Linked DNA regions of Mus musculus: region 2 is linked to region 1. A link is a loop called in an ENCODE intact Hi-C map of the cell type or tissue named here. Cell type or tissue: heart. All regions are shown on one strand. Each heading gives the region's core, and the rest is flanking DNA. Links, peaks and the distances in the headings are about the cores only.

Region 1 (9,778 bases), core at 2,839-6,838:
ATGGGTGTGCCTGCAGCTCTATGCAAGTTGAGTCCTCTGTTGTTAGCCAGTTGCTAAGTGCATTTTTCAGAGTGGATTATGTGTGTACAGTATACACAGTTAAGAGGCTTAGACTGCCCATTATAATTAGGAAATAGTTGCATATATACCCTAAACCAAGTAGATTCTGAGCTTGCTAAACTATTCCTATGCTTTTGCCTCAACTGGGCTAGAATCAATGTCTAAGCTGAACTGGTTTTCCCCTGAAGTCTCCAAGGACAGTCTGCCCTCTGAGCTTTCTGGCTTTCTTAGGCTGCCTGTATTCGTTGACTCATAGTCTCTTCTGCCATCTTCAAAGGGCTTTGCATTATTTTCCAGCTTCTTATTTCTTTTCCACTTCTACTTTCATCCCTCTCCTAAATCTGTCACCAACGAATCCCTGTTGTAAACACTCAGGATTACATCGGGTCAACTGAGATAATAGAGACAGGCTTCCCCATGCCACAGTCCTTGTCTCAAAGCTTGTTTTTCTTCATTAAGAAACATTCAACTGTGACTTTTTACTAAAACTGATATAAACCCATCGGATGGCCCAGTTATTCCATTATTCACCGAAGGACAATTAAAATGTATATCCATCCATACAATGACTCATACATGAAAGCTCTTTGCAGATTTTTAAAAGTTTATTTAAAACATTACAGCTTTGCTGAAATAAACCTTCACATAATGATGCCCAGAAAGAAATGTTCAGAGGGGCTACAATGTAAATAACCATAGTGGCCTTCAGAGGCCCATGTGTAAAGGGCTTGGTCCCTTGGGTACCACCATTGGGAGGTACTGTGCTCCTTCAGGAGGTAGGGTCCTTGGTGAGGAGCTCCTGTCAGTTTTTCTGCTTGCCAACTGTGAGGCGAGCTGTTTGCTCAATCATGTGTTCTGCTATGATGTTCAGTCATCTTCAGAGGCCCAAAGAATAGGGCCACCTTAGTCTGAATCAGAACCTCCCAAGCTGTGAATCAAAAAAAAAAATCTTCTCTCTTTTTAAGTTAGTTGCCTCAGGTATCACATTACAGTACAGAGAAAGAGACTGATACAATAGGTCTTGACAATTCAAATACAGGCATCTCGAGAGATGTAATTATCTACCAACTATTTAAGGCAACGGTTAGCTTTGTAATTTGTCAGGCTTCTAATATCTGGAGGTAATGAGCTCCTTAGAAGATGAGAACATTGCAACACTGGACTTTCTGGACTTCTACTTCTAATAAATTAGTATCTTAGTAAGGTCTTTATGACCAAAAGGAAATTGGATACTCCATATCATACTTTACCATCAAAGGCAGCCAGAGCAGGAACTCAAGCAGAGAAGGAACCTGGAAGCAGGAGGTGATGCAGAGACCATGGAGGGAGCAGGGCTGCTTACTGGCTTGCTCCTCATGACTTGCTCAGACTGCTTTCCTGTAGAACACAGGACCACCAGCCCAGGAGTAGCCCCACCCACAATGGTCTGGGCCCTCCCCCATCACCAATTAAGAAAACACCCTACAGGCTTGCCTCTAGCCAGATATTACGGGGACATTTTCTCAATTGAGGTTCCCTCCTCTCAGGTGACTTTAGGTTGCATCAAGTTAACATAAAAACTAGCCAGTATAATTAGAATGTTGGACTAGACTGCTATAGTAAGTGATGATGGTAATGACAGTGACTTTGTCCCATCACCTCTATTCTGACCACTCAGGATATCTGACCATATCTGGAGACGTATTTACCTGCCCCAAATGGGCATGGTGGGTGCGTGCAACTGGTAAAGGTCAGAGATGCTATTAAATATTTCACAACTCGAACACAGCCCCTACATCGAGCAATTAACCGTCCCAAAGTTAATTTAAGAAACACCAAATCAGACCACTCCTAGTCAGTGTGGCCCTTTGAACAGCATCTTTGACATGACAGTCCAGCATCCCAGGCTTCAGCTGAACCAGGAATCTAATACCTCCTGATTCCTCAAATACACACTGAAGTCTGGAATGGGCCAGAGCAACACCTTCCAGTCCAGGCTGCACTCTAGAATCACTCGGGTGCTTTAAAAAGAGATGGTGATGTCTAAGTTTTACCTCGGACCTATTAAATCAGCAGGTCTGCCTGCTGGGAGCCAGGCACAGCTCTCTATTAAAGCCCTCAGGATGGTTCTAAGTGAAGCTCTGCTGGAGAATATCAATCCTGAGGTCTCAAAAATCTGATACCACTCAATGTGGCAGAATCTCAAGCTGTGGGAGACCCTGGGAACTAGAACCCATACTTAACACGACCCTCAGGTGAGTCCTAGGCAGGTTAAGTTGGAGAACTAGACAGTAGCCTGTGCCTGTAATTCCAGCAGTGAGGAAGCAGGAGGTCTCAACATTCTGTCTAAAAAAACAAAAACAAAAACCAAAAACCAAGAAACAAAACAAGAACCGCTGCTTTTAAAAGTTCCCTTCCTACTTTAAAAACAAACAAACAAACCTATTTCTTTTCTAAATATAAAATGCAGGTTTATGGAGGACATTCACGCGACCCCTACATGATGGAAGGTGTTCAAAATCTCCTTTAAGCAATGCTTTTCTGTTTCCAAACGCTGAATTTTCCAGTGACTATACTTAGTGGTGCTGCTCACAGGCAAACCCTTATATTCTAAGCAACTCCCAGCTTGTCAGAGGCCAGGAACAAGTCTTTCTTAACAAAGAAGTATGTGGAAAAGCACTCTGTCCATCAAGAAGCAGGGGTGTGGCCAACAGCAGGAAACTTGGCTGAGACTTGCTTGGGAAAGTGGGGTCTGTAGCAGAGACACACCCAGACTGTGACAAAAGGACAGAAAAAAAAATGAGTTAGGGTTAGCAAAAGCAGGCTGGGGCGGGGTGGGGGTGGGGGTGGAAATCCAGAAGAGCAAACATTTGCAGAGAACTGGGAATGGAAGTATGGATTCCCAGTGATCAGTGCAGCCCTTATTCAGGTCCCAGAGTGAGTTATGAGCAAACAGACTCTACCTTCTCATCTAAAATAAAGTAAGAAAAATAGAATGAGCTATGGAAGAGAAAGGAGAGATGGAGAAATAGATTTCTTTATAGTGTCTGGTTTTTAAAATAGGAATTACTCTGTTCATTTCATAGAAGCTTTAAAACAAAACAAAACAAAACAAAACTTGAAGCGATTTGGTGACTTGCTGAAGGACCTAAGAGCAGGCTGACTGTGATTTAAGTACAGTGTTCTTTCTCACTGCTGTTCACCAGGCTGACTGGCACATAGTATGTCCTCACTATCAGTTCCCAGCCCCCACTATTTATGTTGTGTGCAGCTTTGCTACCTGGCCTAAGCTCCGGGAATGGGCCCTGCTACCAGGCAACACCCAGATTCTCTTGAATCCACAGATGAAAAACATGGATACACACAGTTGATCAATTTGAACTTGCCTTTTTGGCACAATTGCTGGGCACTACTTATCTCCTGCCTGGAGAAGTGTGCCCTTATCAATACTCTTAGCTCTGCACCTCGCCACCTGCCCTCAACTTTAGTTGTTCAGTTAAATCTACTCCCAGCTAAACATCCCCAACCACCTGCCTGTAGGAGCTGCTTGTGGCCACTCACATAACTTGTCACCTTTTCTCCCTCAGAAGCATAGCTCCCTCCCCTCCTCTCCTCCTCCCTTCCCCTCTTCCCCTCCCCTCCTCCCCTTGTGTTTGTCAGCTTGCCTGGAAGTCCCACCCATTTTTTCTGCCCAGCAATTGGCCCATGGCTTCTTTACTGATAGATCAAGAACCAATTGGGAAACAGGACCTTAGCATCAGAACCACCCCTACATGTTTATATGTTCAAGACCCAAGTCACTCTAGCTCAGCATGCTTCCTTATTTTATGGAGGTGATGAATTTGAACTGAAATAGAGTGCTAATCCAATATGGTCAGTGTCCTTCCAAAAGTGGGAAATTTGGAGAGACCCAGTTATAAAGACTGTGTCTATATAAACCCAGGAAGGAAACGGTCAGCAAAAATCAAAGATGCCAGCCCATGCCATACTCCTCCCTGACAGTCTCAGAGAAGCCAGCCCTGCGGGGCACCTTCATTTCTGTGGCCTCCAGAGCTGAGGCAGGAAGGCCTGCAGTTTAAGACCCAGTTTGTGACATTTGATTGTGGCAGCCCTGGGAAAATTAAGAGACACTATGATCAGGGTTTAACTTTTAAAAAGAGAAAACCAGAAGGCATAACAGTGACTTTTCAGGAAGACATTAACTTAGCAAACTGGATAAGCAGGTCTTGGTTACCAGGAGAAAGTTGGCTCATACTGAAATTCTCAGGAAGCAGCTGTACTCTCCAGAGATAAAGAACAAAAGAGAGAGGCCAGGGTTATCTGGATCCAGGGGTGTCAGGAAGGGAAGCCCCGCTGAATGGAGCCCAGCCTGGGGACTGTCTGTCTCCAGGGGGACACTGGGAGCTTCAGCTCAGAAGTGTGGAAAATCACAGAAACCAGAAACACGGGTCATCTCCCGAAGCTTTCGTTGGTTGCCCTGACAGGAACAGAGTATGAAGGACTTCCTACAGCCTTCCAGTCTCCCCTTCACATCAGCAGTCAGCATCACAGTGAGCCAGCTGGGTACACACAGATGAGACCAGTACTGACGGTTCCCTCTTTATACGGGCTTCAGTAGGTATATGTTTAAGGGGACCCCATTTAGCATCCTTTGCTGGGCCTCATTGCCAGTAGCCCTGCTAACTAGTAAGTGAAGAAAACACCTTTGTTGGGAAACTCCTTCATTAATACCCCTTTGGTGTGCCTTGATTTCATTTCAACGAAAATATTTTGGAGAAAACTGAACAAGTTCAGAGGCATTCGTGTCTGCCATCTTTATAACAAGCTTGAACAAAGTATTCCAGGGGACCATGGTTGTGTTCCTGTCCATGACCTTGAGCTAGGCATGGTTCAAAATGTGTCTGAGTTTGTACAGACACCCAGTGAAGTCCCCAAGCTTTCTTTGTTCAGGGAGAATGTTGCTTTGAAAAGCATTCCCATTATTGCTTATCTGATATAGATATATATCAGATAAATATATGTATGTGTGTGTGTGTATGTATATATATGTATGTGTGTGTATATATATAAAATATGAAAATATAAAATATATATGAAATCTCTTTTTACTCTTTTTTCTTTCCTCTTTTTCAGGGTCTCATTATGTATTCCTGGCTGACCTGGAATTAACAAAGATCCATCCACCTCTGCCTACAGAGTGCTGGGATTAAGGACATACACCACTGTGTCCGGCTCTACGCTGTTCTTTTAGTGAACTCCCTTGGTGATCATCTTATGATTTAACCAAGTTCATTTGCATCATAGGATTCTGTTTGTTTGTTTGTTTTTTATTTTATATGTATGAGTGTTTTACCTGCATGTGTATCTGTGCACCGTGTGCATGCCTGGTGCCTGCATAGGCCAGAACAGAGTGTTAGATCCGCTGGAACTGTAGTTTCAAATGGTTATGTGCCACCGTGAAGGTGCTGAGAACCAAACCCAGATCTGCATCGAGAACAAGCACTGTAAACTGCTGAATCATCCTCGAAACCTATTTTTTTAATTTAATTTTTGAGATTATAATTACAACATCTCTCCCATCCTTTTCCTCCCACCAAGCCTTCCCATATACCCCTCCCCACTCTCCAAATTCATGGCTTCTTTTTCGCTAATTGTTATTGCATGTATGTATGTATGTATGTATGTATGTATGTATGTATGTGTATATACACATATATTCCTAAATATAACCTGTTGAGTCTGTGTAATGTTACTTGTGTGTATATTTTCAGAGCTGAGCATTTGCCACTGGACAACAGCTGCTGTACTCTTCCCCGGGGAAGATCTCCTCTCTCAGTCCTAGCTTTCCTCAGTTCTTTGTGTTGGGTTGAGGACTCGTGGGCTTGTCCCTGTCCACTTTGACACGTCCATTGCTGTCCTCCTTGCTCAGCTCATGTTTGGGCAGTCATGTTAATGAGCCTTTATGAGGTGTTGCTTCTAATATCACTAGGAGATCCATCTCACAGCAAACTCTCTGGTCATCTGGTTCTTATGATCTGTCTGCCTACATTTAAAACAAAACAAAACAAAACAAAACCTTAAATACTTCTTCTTTATGTTACTCAAAAACAAAACAAAACCTTTAGTAACATAAATTGTCCCTATATACCCATTTTCTTTCAACCTCAGCCAGGCCCTCAGCCCTGACCTGCCATGACTTCACCGGTCCCCCTTAATGACCCTACTCACTGTCTGATCCATGTAGCCTCCTCCATCGTCTTCTCTAGCCTGTCCCTCCATCTTACCATGTGTAATCTCTTCATCCTCCTCTCTAGCCTGCCCCTCCATCCCAACATTCCTTCCCATAAAAATAGTTTACCAGACAGGAACAGCTTAACTTGACCCCTCCCCCCTCCTCTAAACTGACCTAAATATCCTAACTCTTGTCCCCCTTGCCTGCCCCAAGTAAGAGTTCCCAATCCCCCTGGCCCTAGGTGACCTGCTGCCTATGTGGGCCCCAAGAGCTGGTCCCTCCTATCTCTTCGATGACACTTATCTCATCTGCGATTTAATCTCACCCTCTTCAGGACCTTCTTTCTTTCTCTAAAAATCCATCCCTGACATAGCTTGCCCAGACCTGGCTCTTCTTCATCCATTTTGCTGTGTGTACCTCACTGTCTCACTCCTCAGTCTTTCTGCCACCCAGCTGTCCATCACTATCATTCGGACGCCTTCCCTAGGACAGCAGTGGCCAGATGACCAAATTCATTGTGTATTATTTCTTTTAATCTGGAGCATCTGGTGATTCCTTGATTTAAAAATCACACACACACACACACACACACACACACACACACACACACACACGCATGTGCATGCACACATACAGATTCACAGACACACACACATACATATACACATATGCGCACACATACACACGTGTCATTGGCATTTTAGAAAACAGTAAAATACACTTGTTTGTTTTTTAAAGGTCCCTGTAGAGAGCATGTGTGAGACAGCTAGGGTTCCCTGAATGGACTAAAATAGAAGCTGGGAACAGTTTGGAGGACAAAGAATGTTGACACTGTAATCTCAGCCACTGACAGTCTTTGGAGAACACTTCTAGTTAACAACCATTGTGAATACTGAATGTTTGCCCCTGTCACCACCAAGATACTGGAGTCTCATTACATGAGGCTAAAAAACTATTTTTAAAACAGCTTCCTTACCTTGAACACAGAAAAGAAGCTGACACTTCAGCTTTTTGAAGGACATAAGGTCAAGATATTACTCCACAGAAATAATAAGAGAATTGTGTTTATACCTGCTATTATGTGCCAGGCCCAGAGCAGGGACTTTATACATGTAACCTGAGATGATGTATATTCATGTCTTGTACAGCTAACTAATCTGTGTCACATAACTGAGCAAACTGGGGTTCAGAGATAGCAAGGCCCTTACAACCACAACATATCTTCTGCATGGCAGACCTAAATTTGAATACAAAGCCTGTGTTCTTCCTGTTGTATCAAACCACATCTCCAAGTGAAAAGCCTTAGCTACTATCCCGTGTCTTCCCAGAAACTATGGCAAATACACTGGACAGCCCTGAAACTGCAAACCTTCTAGAGCTTTCCATCCTACAGTATAAATAACAGTGAAGTCCATTCCTAGTGTGTGGGTTTAAAAATAACCTTTGCAAGAGTTTGGTAGGCCTAAACTATAACAAAATGCAGCAGGCTTGGCAGCTTTAACAACAAAAATTTCCTGGAAGTCCAAAATAAAGGGGTCAGCAGCAGACTGAGCTCCCTCTGAGGCCACAATCCTCCCACTGTGTCCTTGCCTGGCCCTTTCTCTACAGGCATACATTTTGGTGTCTCTACATGTCCAAATGTCCCCTTAGAACCAGGGACACGTTAAATTGAGTTAGAACCCCGACAATTTCATTTTAGCTTGGCTGCTTCTCTAAGACAAATGTAGTCACATTCTGAGGTACATGAGGGTCAGAGCTTCAGTGTGAATGTCAAAAGGACACACTTCAAACCATTATGATTTCCACAAGAAAATAAAGATATGGACATCATTCCTGACTTATTCAGTGTTTCTATTGCTATGATAAAACACCGTGACCAGTGTAACTTGGAGAGAAAATGATCTATTTCTTTATGCAGTTCCATGCCACATCCATCACTGACAGAAGTCAGGGCAGGAATCTGGAGGCGGGAACTACGGCACAGGCCATAGAGGAATGCTAATTACTGGCTTCCTCCCCAAAGTTTGCTCAGCCTGTTTTCTTATATACCCCAAGACCACTTGTCCAGGAGTGACACCACCCACAACAGACTGGGTCCACCACATCAATTACTAATTAAGCATATGTACCACAGTCTTGTCCACAGGCCATTCTGGCCAGGATATTTTCTCAGTTGGGGTTCCCTCTTCCCAAATGACTCTAATCTTATTTCAAGTTGACATAAAACTGGACAGCACAGGTGCCAAATCTTGAATTTTAGTTATCAAAATCCAATGCCCCTAAGGCATAAAATCCTATTATTATGATATATTATGGCATTATAACTTTCATATGTCTTAATCTAATTGGGTCCTCCTAAAATCTCACTGATCCCTAAGACACTGTGATTTAGATTTAGAAACAAGAACAAGTAAGAAGTTCACATACACTAAAGTTCCCGGTCAGCATTGCTGCCATAAATGTTCATACCTGGCCTTTGGTATTCTTCCAGTCCTTCACTGCTACTGTGTTATCTGTAGCTTTTCTGTTTACAACCTACAGTTAGATCCCTGCTGTCATTCTCCTACTCTGTGCTAGCCCAGAGCCTGACAACTGGGGTGTCTGGATATGTAAATAAAAGCAAATCGACTTGAATTGAAGGATTGAAGTTCTCATCTATGAGTGAACTCTTCTGCATGTAGCTTCACTAAAACTCATCCTAGTGTCTTAGGGACATTGCTTGACCCTCCAAGACCCAGCTCTGTTCAGACGGTTGAGGCTTCCCCATCCAACTCCAGTGGTAGGTAGGTGAGATGTTACAGGCTAGTAAGACTCAGCAAGGATACATATCCCACCTATCCATAGAGGAGAACCTTGGCTTTGACATGGAAATTCTAGGATCTTTTGAAATTTTCCAGATTGGTCCTTCAGATGGTGGGAACCAAAATAGATGGGAAAATACAGAATGTCTAATATCTATCTGTTGCATGTAATTAAAAAACAAAGCAAAACAAAAACAAAAACATGCTTCTGCCTTTCTGGTAGTCTGCACTCATTCACGGCTTAGCTTTGGGATCACACCACAGCCAGTTGGCCATTTTTTCCTGGGAGCAGCTATTGCTGCCCCAGTCCCTCACAGCTAGCTTCGCAAAGCCACCAATAACAGCCCCAGCTGCCCTCTTTCTCCTCCTGTGCACCTTAGTGCTGCGGATGGAAAACACTAGACAGTTTTATTATTTTAAAACATGCCAGGTAATTCAATGGCTGGGCAAAGAGTTTCCTGCTATAATCTTATCAACTAGTTCCCTCCATCCCCACTCAAGGCAGAGGCTATAACTTCTAGAGTTCCCAACACTTACATGTGCACAGCTTCCTCCAAAGCCTGGTCTGGGGCGAGGGAGGGGGAGGGATCTTTCTCCAATGTCCCTTCTCCTGGGACCCAGAAGTTCCAGCTTTTCCCCTTTGCTCAGCAATTGGCTTCTGCCTCCTTTATTAACACAATCAAGAACAAATTAGGGATTCAACACC
Region 2 (9,778 bases), core at 1,873-5,872, 54 kb after region 1:
TCTACAGTCAAGAAGGAAGTCTTGAAGGAAGAGCATCCTGGGCAGTGAGGCCAAGGATGGCAAGGCCTCATTAAACAGTGATGTCACATAAGAGAGAGGAAAAGATCATATATGCTGTGCACTTGTTAATGTGTCTAAGTACGTGCTGATAGATAAAAGTCAGGCAGCCAACCCATGAAAGGTCCAATGGAAACCAATCTGCAGGACAATGGCTTCTCTTCAGAATAGGCAACTGTGGTGGTTTGAATAAGAATAGCTCCCATAAATTCATAAGTTTGAATGTTTAGTCATGAAGGAGTGACACTATTTGAAAGGATTAGAAGGATTAAAAGGTGTGGCCTTGTCAGAAGGAGTGTGTCACTGAGGGTGGGCTTTGAAGTTTCAAAAGCCTATGCTAAACCCAGAGTCACTCTACCTGCTTGCAAACCATGTGTGCCTGCCACCATGTCCCTGCCATGATGATTGTGGACTAAACCTCTGAAAGTGTGAGTGAACCCCCAATTATATGTTTTCTTTCATAAGAGTTGCATTGGTCATGGTGTCTCAGTGACATAGTGACTAAAACAGGGAGCCATGTGCAAATTGGGATAATGGAATTAAGCTGCAGGTAGGTGTGAGGAGTAGAATAAGCTACTCCCTAAACAAGGAAGCCACTGTGGTTCTTTTGCCACAGCCAATTCCTTCCCTGGGAAGCATGTATTGCCAGCAACACCCAGATAGTGCTTGACTTGACTAACGGGGAGCAAGATGGCTCTTGGTTTTATCCATCTCTTAACTTCCTCCCACCAAATCAGAGCAATGAACTCTGCATTCCACTGAGATTTCTGAAGAATGAATGCTAATTGGTTCCTGGCTGGGAAAGCCTGGGGAGATGGAGAGTCAGCTTGCTTGGGATGGAGGACAGAGAGCAAGCAGGGATGTTCCTGCAGATGTGGCTGTCCCTGCAGGGGATGCTTCTAAAACTGGCTGTCTGGGACCACTCAGCCAGCTGCCCTGGAGTGTTCACCAGTCAGAATTGAGAGAATTGGGAATTTAGGTGTGGGGGAAGTTACAAAAAAAGAAGAAGAAAGCAAATGAGACCCTCAGTCAACCATTTTTCTTGAACTACATGTGGAAATAATTGGAGCATGAATGCAGAGTGAATGTGAGTCCTGGCAGCACAGGACATACCTCAGTGACAGGTTCCTGGCAGAAAAGGAGACTGAATCTCCAGTGAATTTCCGTTAGCCATTTTTTCCCTTTCTTCCCCCCTCCCCTTTTTTCATACAAGGCAAATGTAGGCAGAATTAAAACTACATTAGCAGCATACGAGTGGGGTAGAAAGTTCCAGCAGGCTCCTCACCAGTGAAGTCAGCCCACTTGGGTATCCATTGTTGTTTCCTCTAGATCTGTAGTTCTCAACCTACCTAAGGCCATGGCCCTTTAATACAGTTCCCCCTGTTGTGCTGACCCCCAATCATAAAATAATTTTATTGCTACTTTATAACTGTAATTTTTCTATTGTTATGAATTATAATGTAAATATATGGTATGCAGGATGGTCTTTTGTGACCTCTGTGAAAGGGCCCTTCAACCCCAAAGGGGTAGCAGCCCACGGGTTGAGAAGTGCTACTCCAGAGTGACCCCGGAGAAAATGGGAAAGCATTGCTTGCTTATGAAGTCCTTAGTCTATGGGAATCTACTCCAATGCTTCCAACAATATCCTTGAAATTCCATCCAGATGGCAAGTGCACCGGATGGGCATGGTGGGCCTGCCTGTCATCCCAGTACCCTGGGGGATGAGACAAGAGAAGTCCTGATAGTTCAATATCAGCCCTGAGCTACACACACTGTATTTGAGGCAAATCGAGGCTACATAGTGAGACCCTCATCTCAAAAAGTCTATAAAGACTCATTCTCTACATTTCTTCCTAGGGAGATAAACACTTGGTATTCAGGATCGCATAAAGTAATAAATCCTTTAGCTATTTAATGGAATTCAAACAGTCCAAGGGAACTGAGCATCGTGTACAGCCGCCGTATATTGGAAGTTGGTAAACGAAGGCTCGGAGAGATGAAGCTTTTTCCCCCGAGTCACACTGTATAGGCGGCAGGCACATATCTAGGGTCCCTCCCCTAGGTCCAGCCTGCCTCTTGGTGCCTGATTCAGCACTGAAATGCTCTCGCCGCCTCACCCCAGCGTCTACCCAGTCACCGTTCACTCATCTTCCATTCTTCAGAGCCTCCTTCCCAGGATCCTGAATCTTCCTCTGCTACTCTCTTGGCAGCTTTACCTTTAGAGCCCTCGCACGCTGAGCAAGCTGCTGACTACAGAGAAAGGAGAGAGCCTGTAACCCTACCTGCATTGTGCTTGCCAAGCCCTGTACACCAGTCTGCTACTGCATCTGCCTGGAGAGAAGGTGTCCTTTCTGCTCGCAGAGACCCCTGGTGGGCTGGTGGGCACACGCTGTGCTTGTTCTTGGGTTCTGTTTCCGATTTTCCCGCCCCTCCACAGCTGCCCTCAGCCTTCCCCCCCCCCCACCCTTTCTCCTGAGTCCAAAGGCTCTTCTTCCCCCACCTCTCACTCCTACAAGATGACATCCAGATGTGCATCTCCTTCCCTATTTCCAGCTGCCAGTGGGGATGTTCTACTGCCTGCTTAGACTAGTGTCCATACCTGACTCTGCCTACCTTGTGTCCCCCTACCCTCTTGCCAAGGCTGGGTCTCTGACAGAGACCTTCCTCCACCTGATGGTCCCTCAAGACTAAAGGCCTCCATGGCTCCTTCCTTCCCCAACACCCAGTATATTGGCAGACCTCCATATTCTTTAGAAAGTTTTAAATGTCCTTTAATTATGTCTCTACCCTCCTCCCATGAGTGGTCTCAGCATGTTCCCAGTCCTTTCTTTGTTTCTCCGTGTATCTACAGGGCTTATGGGTAGACCCTGCCATACTGCAGGGGGTACAACAAGCCCCCCTTTGGCAGGATTACAGGTGTCAACATGCCTGTCTCAGCACCCAGCTATGTTAGAAACCTCTTAAAGATGGAGGCCATGCCCTCAGTTCCTTTTAAACTTATGCTATATTCCTCGTGCCGTGTAGGTCACAGATTGTTATCTTCATTGGTTTTTTGTTTGTTCATTTGCTTGCTTGCTTGTTTTGAGGCAGTGTCATTTTACTTCCTAGGCGAGTATGGAGCCCCTAGACTCAGGTGATCTTCCTTATTCAGAGCTGGAGGTACAGGTGTGCTCACCACCATAGACAGCTAGATCCTCATGATATAGCCCTGGCTGGCAGAACTCTCTGTGCAGCCCTGGCTGGCCTAGAACTCACATTGATCTGCCTGCCTCTTCCTCCCAAGTGCTGGGATTGCAGGCATGTGCTGTCATCATTCTTTAGTCAATATGGCATTTATCAGATCTAAGCTTAAATACATTGAAGTCACTTCCTTTCCTTATTTGAAGAAGCCTGGAGAACTATTTATATGCCCTACATTGGCTACTAAAGTGTACAAACCTTAGGCTGAAAGAATGGAGAATGAATCTCTTGTACGGATCTACTAGGCTAATTTCGAATAGATAAATGTTCTGGGCTAGGAAGTTTCATCAGGTAGTCTAAGCTTTGACTGGTATACAAAAAAAATATGTATTTGAGACAAAAATCAAAAAACAAAAGTACACAGAAAATTCTTGTTTGTTTTTTTTAATTCATATACAACCAAATGGACTAACATTTCTGTTCCCTCTAAGTAATAGATACTATTGTGTGCCTGCCCTGAGAAGATTTAAGGTTCCCTCTTTTTTTTTTTTTTTCAAATTAAAACCATCCATTACAGTTTAGTTCACAAAATACCATACATAGTCTGCAGAAACTTCTCATCTTGTATAACTGAAACTTTGAATTCCCAAATGGCATTTAATGTGAAAACTGTTCTCTAAGAGTGGGTCTGTGGGAAGCCAAAGTATGCAAGCCACTTGCTTGAGATAAGCCATATGTGTGCAGGCTATTCTGCAGGGCTCTAACGGACAGGCTGACAAAAGGCCCAAAGCCATTGTTAGAAAGCTCTGTTTAAGACGGAAACAATGAAGCAAATGGCAAGTGGGAGCGACCTGGATGGTAATTAAGCATCTGTTTCCTTGCTTTTGCTTGCCATTCCCAGCCAGAACCCTGGGCTCCAGTTTGCATTCACTTTTGCAAGTTCTTATAGAGCCCCGCCCCAAACATTCAAGCTTTAGGCCTCCCGAAATCCACACGTGGCCCTGGTCTCTTAAACTTGAGGTAAGGCCTTGGCTGGGAACACACACAGGCAAAGGACTCTTAAGTGTGGGGTTGGCACAAATGCTTCGTGTACTGCCAGGCAAATCAGGCCAACTGCTGTAGAGCGGCTCTCCCCCTTCTTTTTCCCGTCCATTGATGGCTTGCACATTCCATTTCAAAGCTGAAGTGCAGAGACTGCATGGGGTCATGTGACAGATGCTCCAGCTAGATTTTAGCAGCTGGAAGAGGTTTCGTTTTCTCCTCTAAACTCTCCAGCTTTTTTATGAACTTGTACTCCGGGAGAGCATCTGAGAGGTCCTGATAGTCTCGTGAAGTTTCTGTGGCTAATTCTGACGAAGCAAGGAGACCCTTTCTCGTGTCAACAAAGTTGCTCTACTACAGAGCTGTGGCAAATGGGGCTGCATATCCACCTTGGCATAAGCAGGACAGAGTGAGAGGAGGAATGGAGTGGGATGGGGGCAAGAACAGAGACCATGCTGCTGACCCAGTTCCAACTGGCAAAACAGTGAGGCTGCACTAAGCCAACATGAACAGCTTTGCTTAAGAACGTCCGTCCTTGCCAGAACCCATGTTTTGCAGAAACAGTTTTACCTCAACAGGCTTTTTAGAAACCTTTCAATGTATATTTTGGGCTGTTCAACCCAGAGACTCGGGCACAGGATCGCCTCTACTGGTTTTTTGGGTTTTTTTCCAAATAACTTTCTTTTTTATTTGCATGCAAAATAATAATAATAATAATAATAATAATAATAATAATAATAATAATAATAATAATTACCTGTCTGTAAAACCTTGGGCTGAAGATGATCTGTTCCTTGGTTTGTAGAGAGATAGAATGGTTTATTGGAACTAGACTGAATTTGACAGCTGGAGGCTAGGGCCAGGGTACAATGAATGTCATCTTGGGGCAATCATTATGTTAGGATCTCAGATCTGGAAGGGCTTAATGTCAAGCTCCTTTGAGAGAGAGAGAGAGAGAGAGAGAGAGAGAGAGAGAGAGAGAGAGAGAGAGAGAACAAGAAAAATAGCCCACCAAGATTGCCAAGCAGTGCTTAAAAGCATTTGGTGTCCTTCCAGAGGACCAGAGTTCGGTTCCCAGAACCCACATGTGCTGGCTCATGACCACCTGTAACTCAAGCTCCAGGAGACCCAGTACCCTCTTCTGGCATCCTTGGGCACCCACAGGTTATCCTCATACAGATGCACACACCACACACACATACACACACACACACATCAATTTTTAAAATAAGTTTAATTGATTTAAAAATTGCTATGCAATCACACAGCATCGTTAACATGCAAGAGCTGAAAGTTGTCAACTGGTAAAAGGCATTCATTGGCCCAGAAGAATTTGTAGTGTGAAATTAGCCATGAGACTAACTCTTCAAAGTCTAGCTTGTCATATGCATTCAGAAGACAACATGGAGACAAGTCAAAGGTGGAAGATCCTAGCTACAAGTTCCTAATGCTTTTCTATTGGAGGCTATGTTAGTTTATGTCGACTTGACACAAGCTGGAGAGGAGGGAACCTCATTTGAGAAAATGTCTCCAGAAGATCAGGCTGTCAGCAAATTTGCTTAATTAGTGGTTGATGGGGGAGGCCCCAGCCCACTGTGGGTGGTGCCATCCCTGGGCTGGTGGTTCTGGGTTCTGTAAGAAAGCAGGCTGAGCAAGCCATGAGGAACAGGCCAATAAGCAGCACTCCTCCATGACCTCTGCCTCAGCTCCTGCCTTCAGGTTCCTGCCCTGCTTGAGTTCCTGGCCTGACCTTTGATGATGAACAGAGATGTAGAAGTGGAAGTCAAATGAACCCTTTCCTCTCCAAGTTGCATTTGGTCATGGTGTTACATCACAGCAATAGTAACCCTAACTAAAACAGCAGCAGAAAGCTTGTTGAGTTTCTATTTATTTATTTATTTATTTATTACTTGTTTATTTATTTATTTATTTATTTATTTATTTTAATTGTTGATGCTTGGGGGATTTTTGCTTTGTTTTGTAGTTTTGGGTTTGTTTGTTGTTGTTGTTGTTTTAGACAGTAATCTTGTTATGTAGCCCACAACAGCCTAACTCAATATCTTCATGCCTCAGTCTCTCACGGGCCACCATACAAGTGTTTTGTTGGCTTTTAAAGCTACATCTAGGTATTCATGCTTCAAGAACATAGCCGCAGCCGGGCATGGTGGCACATGCCTTTTAATCCCAGCACTCGGGAGGCAGAGGCAGGCGGATTTCTGAGTTCAAGGCCAGCCTGGTCTACAAAGTGAGTTCCAGGACAGCCAGGGCTATACAGAGAAACCCTGTCTCAAAAAACCAAAACCAAACCAAACCAAAACAAAACAAAAAGAACATAGCCCCTATTAATACTTCATCCATCGTGAGTACATTCAGGTCTATGTGTCTGTTCACACATTTGTAAGAATGGACATGCCTGAGACCTTGTATGGAGACTGTGCACAGGCCAATGTGGTTATCTTTCCCAAAAGTCATTATGACTGATGACAGTGTAAACAGTGTAAATAGTGAAAGAGCTGCACGCCATCCCTGTGCCAGGCCGTGCAGCTGGCCCCTCTGCCTGCAGCACCCTCTCTTGGCTTTACTTGAGAAGGGACTGTGGAGACTCAGGGACTAGGTCAACTTGTGTCCCTTTCGTGACTTGCCTGTCGCTGGTGCTTCCACGGAGCTTTTCTGAGTCCCAAATACTCCTCATTTGTTACATGCAACTGAAAATGCCAACACCTGAACAGGAATGGTGAGCACAGATGTCTGCAGAGGCGCGCACTGTTGTGGGTGCTGAGTTAGCATCAGTATGTCAGCCCGTGGCCTAAGGCCTTTGCAACCCCTGACTAGGTTACTACCTTAGACTTTCTGGCCAGAACCAGCCACTCCACAGAAGCCCACTTATGACTCTAAGGAACTTTCCAACAGCCTTAAGGAATGGCTCCAATACTTTGGCTTCTCAAAGATGTTGGGGTTTAATGGACAGCTTTGAATGGCACAAAGAAATGCTTCCCTAGAGGAAGTGCCCTTCATTTTTGACCTTGACGTCTGTAATCAAGCATACTCACTGTGAGGAGGTGACGGAATGGCTTTGAGCACCACAGAATAGACAGCCTTCCCACACTGGCAGATCCTTCTGCCTGTGTCCCTGGCGGGTCTACCCTCCTCTCCCTCACGCCTGTATTTCTCACTGAAAGGACAGAGCGGGGCTGCAGCAGCCAGGAAGGCTCTTCTGCAATGCGGCTCAGGGCTGTGTGAGACAAAGAGAGAGATTGCCACCTATTGACAGATATATCACCTGCAAAGAGACCGCTTATATAACCAGAGCCTCCTCCATCTCTGCTGTATGAAAGGCCCTCCAGGGGTTGCTGGGCCCTTTGCATTTTGCATCCTGTCAGTTCGGCACTGGCGTACCTTTCCACTGTCAATGAGACAGGGAAGAATGGGGACATGACAGTCCAAGGTGACAGTGACATCATTTCGCAGGGGAAACTGAAAATAAATCACCCCCTGTAGTGACAGTCGCTTCCTGTTACACAGCACATGGCGCGGCTCAGTTAATTCTCAAGACAATTCTAACCTTCAATGTTTTATGTCTGCACCCAAGGAAGGGGGTTGCAAGAGAATACTCGTGGCAGATAAAGAAGGGGGCTGGGTATGAGTGCTGCATATGGGATCTAAACGCCTTACACTTGCTATTGTAACATCCATATTCCCATTATAGTTTCCCTAACCTTAATGCATACGGATGTAAGAATCAACCAAACATAAAGGAATCATTTGCCTTTGGTTGGAGGAACATCCAACTCTATCGCTTTTTGTTACTGGGCCTCTCAAGTCAGCTTTCCTACCTGTAAAAGAGGGATAATATGACTCTGGAATTAGGAACATATAGAGCGCTTAAGTAGCACCAACCATAGTAGGTCACTTTGAGGGAAGCCAGGTGTTTACAAATGGATTCTTAGTTACCCGTGGGCTGAATAGAGGTTTCTCTCTCTCTCTCTCTCTCTCTCTCTCTCTCTTTTTAGTTTGGGGAACTTAGGCAAATTATTTGACCTTTTGGGGCCTCAAATTGCTCGTTTGTAAAATGGAGCTAATAATCATATGCATGCTCTTCTCAGGTTAGCCATGCAGTAAGGTGAAATGCTGTGTGTGAAAACATTCACGTTTTTAATTGCACTCTTCAAGTACTAGTTGTTAGGGTGAAAGAAAAAGGTGTTCTCCTCCAAACATAACGTCAGTGAGCTACCTGTGCAAATGACTTGGGTTGAATTCAGATTCCACATAATAGTGTTTATTAGGAATATTTACCACAGTAGGAGAGAAGAGGGGGTAGCTCATTGGGTAAAAACACTTGTAGCCAGGCCAGAGGGCCAGAGGTCAATCTCTGGAACTCACCCGATGGAAAGAGAACCCCCCCCACACACACACACACACCCAAAAAGCCATCCTCTGACCTCCACAAACTTGCCCTGACTGGTGTGCCCCTCCCACACACCAATAACTAAACAATAAACATGCACATGAGACAAGATGAGGCTCTGAACTCGGCAGGATCTTCTGCAAGCAGCCCTGTAAGGTGTCCCCTTGATCATGCTCGCCCCCTCCCCCACCCACCATTTTCTCCTGCCCCACAGACGAGGAGATGTGTAGTTTAAAGGATCAGAGGGACTAGTTAAGTACACACTGGGAACATTTGAGTTTTTCCTTGAATGCAGACATATGCCAAAGCTCACTGATTTGTGCATTTGTGTATCTTCAGCTCCTGTGATAGGCCCAGGGGTTAAAGTGTTCAGCTCAGGGAAGTTGAAGAGGCCACTGGAATTGTCTTTTATAACAATCAGCACTGTCTTTTTCTATTCCCTTCTGGCTCTGCTTTTTGCTCGGAGACACAGCTCCCACAAGAGGGAGAGCCCTGTCTGTCTGAAGAGTTTGCTCAATTTTATTCCCCCTCTCTGTTTAGGAAACAAAGATCTAAATCCATCCTCCACCCTTCTGGGAATTACTTCCTCTTTTCTTCACTGTCTGCCAGCTTTTTTGAATTCTCCTTAGCAACATTTTAAAAAAAAAAATTAGTTTAGCAACAGCATTTAAGCCAATGAGATCTGAGCATGCAAATGAGTTCTAGACCAATGAGAGCTCTGCATGGCAGGCAAGGGGGCTTATGGGAGACAAGAATAACCTGGAGTTTGCAGAGCAGCCTCCAAGTGGCAGCAGAGCAGCTATTATGGACCCATCACCTCTCAAGCCTCTACTTTGTTTCCGTGTGTGTGTGTGTGTGTGTGTGTGTGTGTGTGTGTGTGTGTGTGTGTGTGTGTGTGTGTCTGGTTCCCCCGTTTAAAACATTTACTGTTACAGTAAGCCTTGTAGGTATGAGTTCTTTAGATACACTGTAGGCAAGGGCTGGAAATGTGGACTTTGCTGTTACCCAAGTCATTCGTAGGCCTCTTCTGTCTTTGTTGTTTTGTAACCAGCTCCAGCCCAGTCGTCTAAGGCCTGGAAGCCTTGGGTGATTCAG

Evidence for each region. Hi-C counts contacts between places; a loop is a spot of excess contacts. Peaks named below come from ENCODE experiments on the same cell type or tissue, not always from the same donor. Only the 100,000 strongest peaks of a DNase experiment are listed, where the experiment ranks them.
Region 2: a loop joins it to region 1, with 4 times the contacts of the local background. A loop is called at or near these places in 1 of 42 quality-filtered maps.

What each region holds. Positions count from the first base shown.
Region 1 is chr16:37,750,307-37,760,084 of GRCm38, forward strand. No RefSeq gene overlaps it. Among named protein-coding and RNA genes, the nearest start is that of Fstl1, 22 kb to the right of the region's middle. In heart, for the core only: no CTCF peak of the experiment used is centred there; a DNase peak (open chromatin) is centred at 4,415; H3K27ac peaks cover 3,150 bases.
Region 2 is chr16:37,805,091-37,814,868 of GRCm38, forward strand. All of the region lies in intron 2 of Fstl1 (follistatin-like 1), which reads left to right. Among named protein-coding and RNA genes, the nearest start is that of Fstl1, 33 kb to the left of the region's middle. In heart, for the core only: no CTCF peak of the experiment used is centred there; DNase peaks (open chromatin) are centred at 4,331 and 4,701; H3K27ac peaks cover 1,166 bases.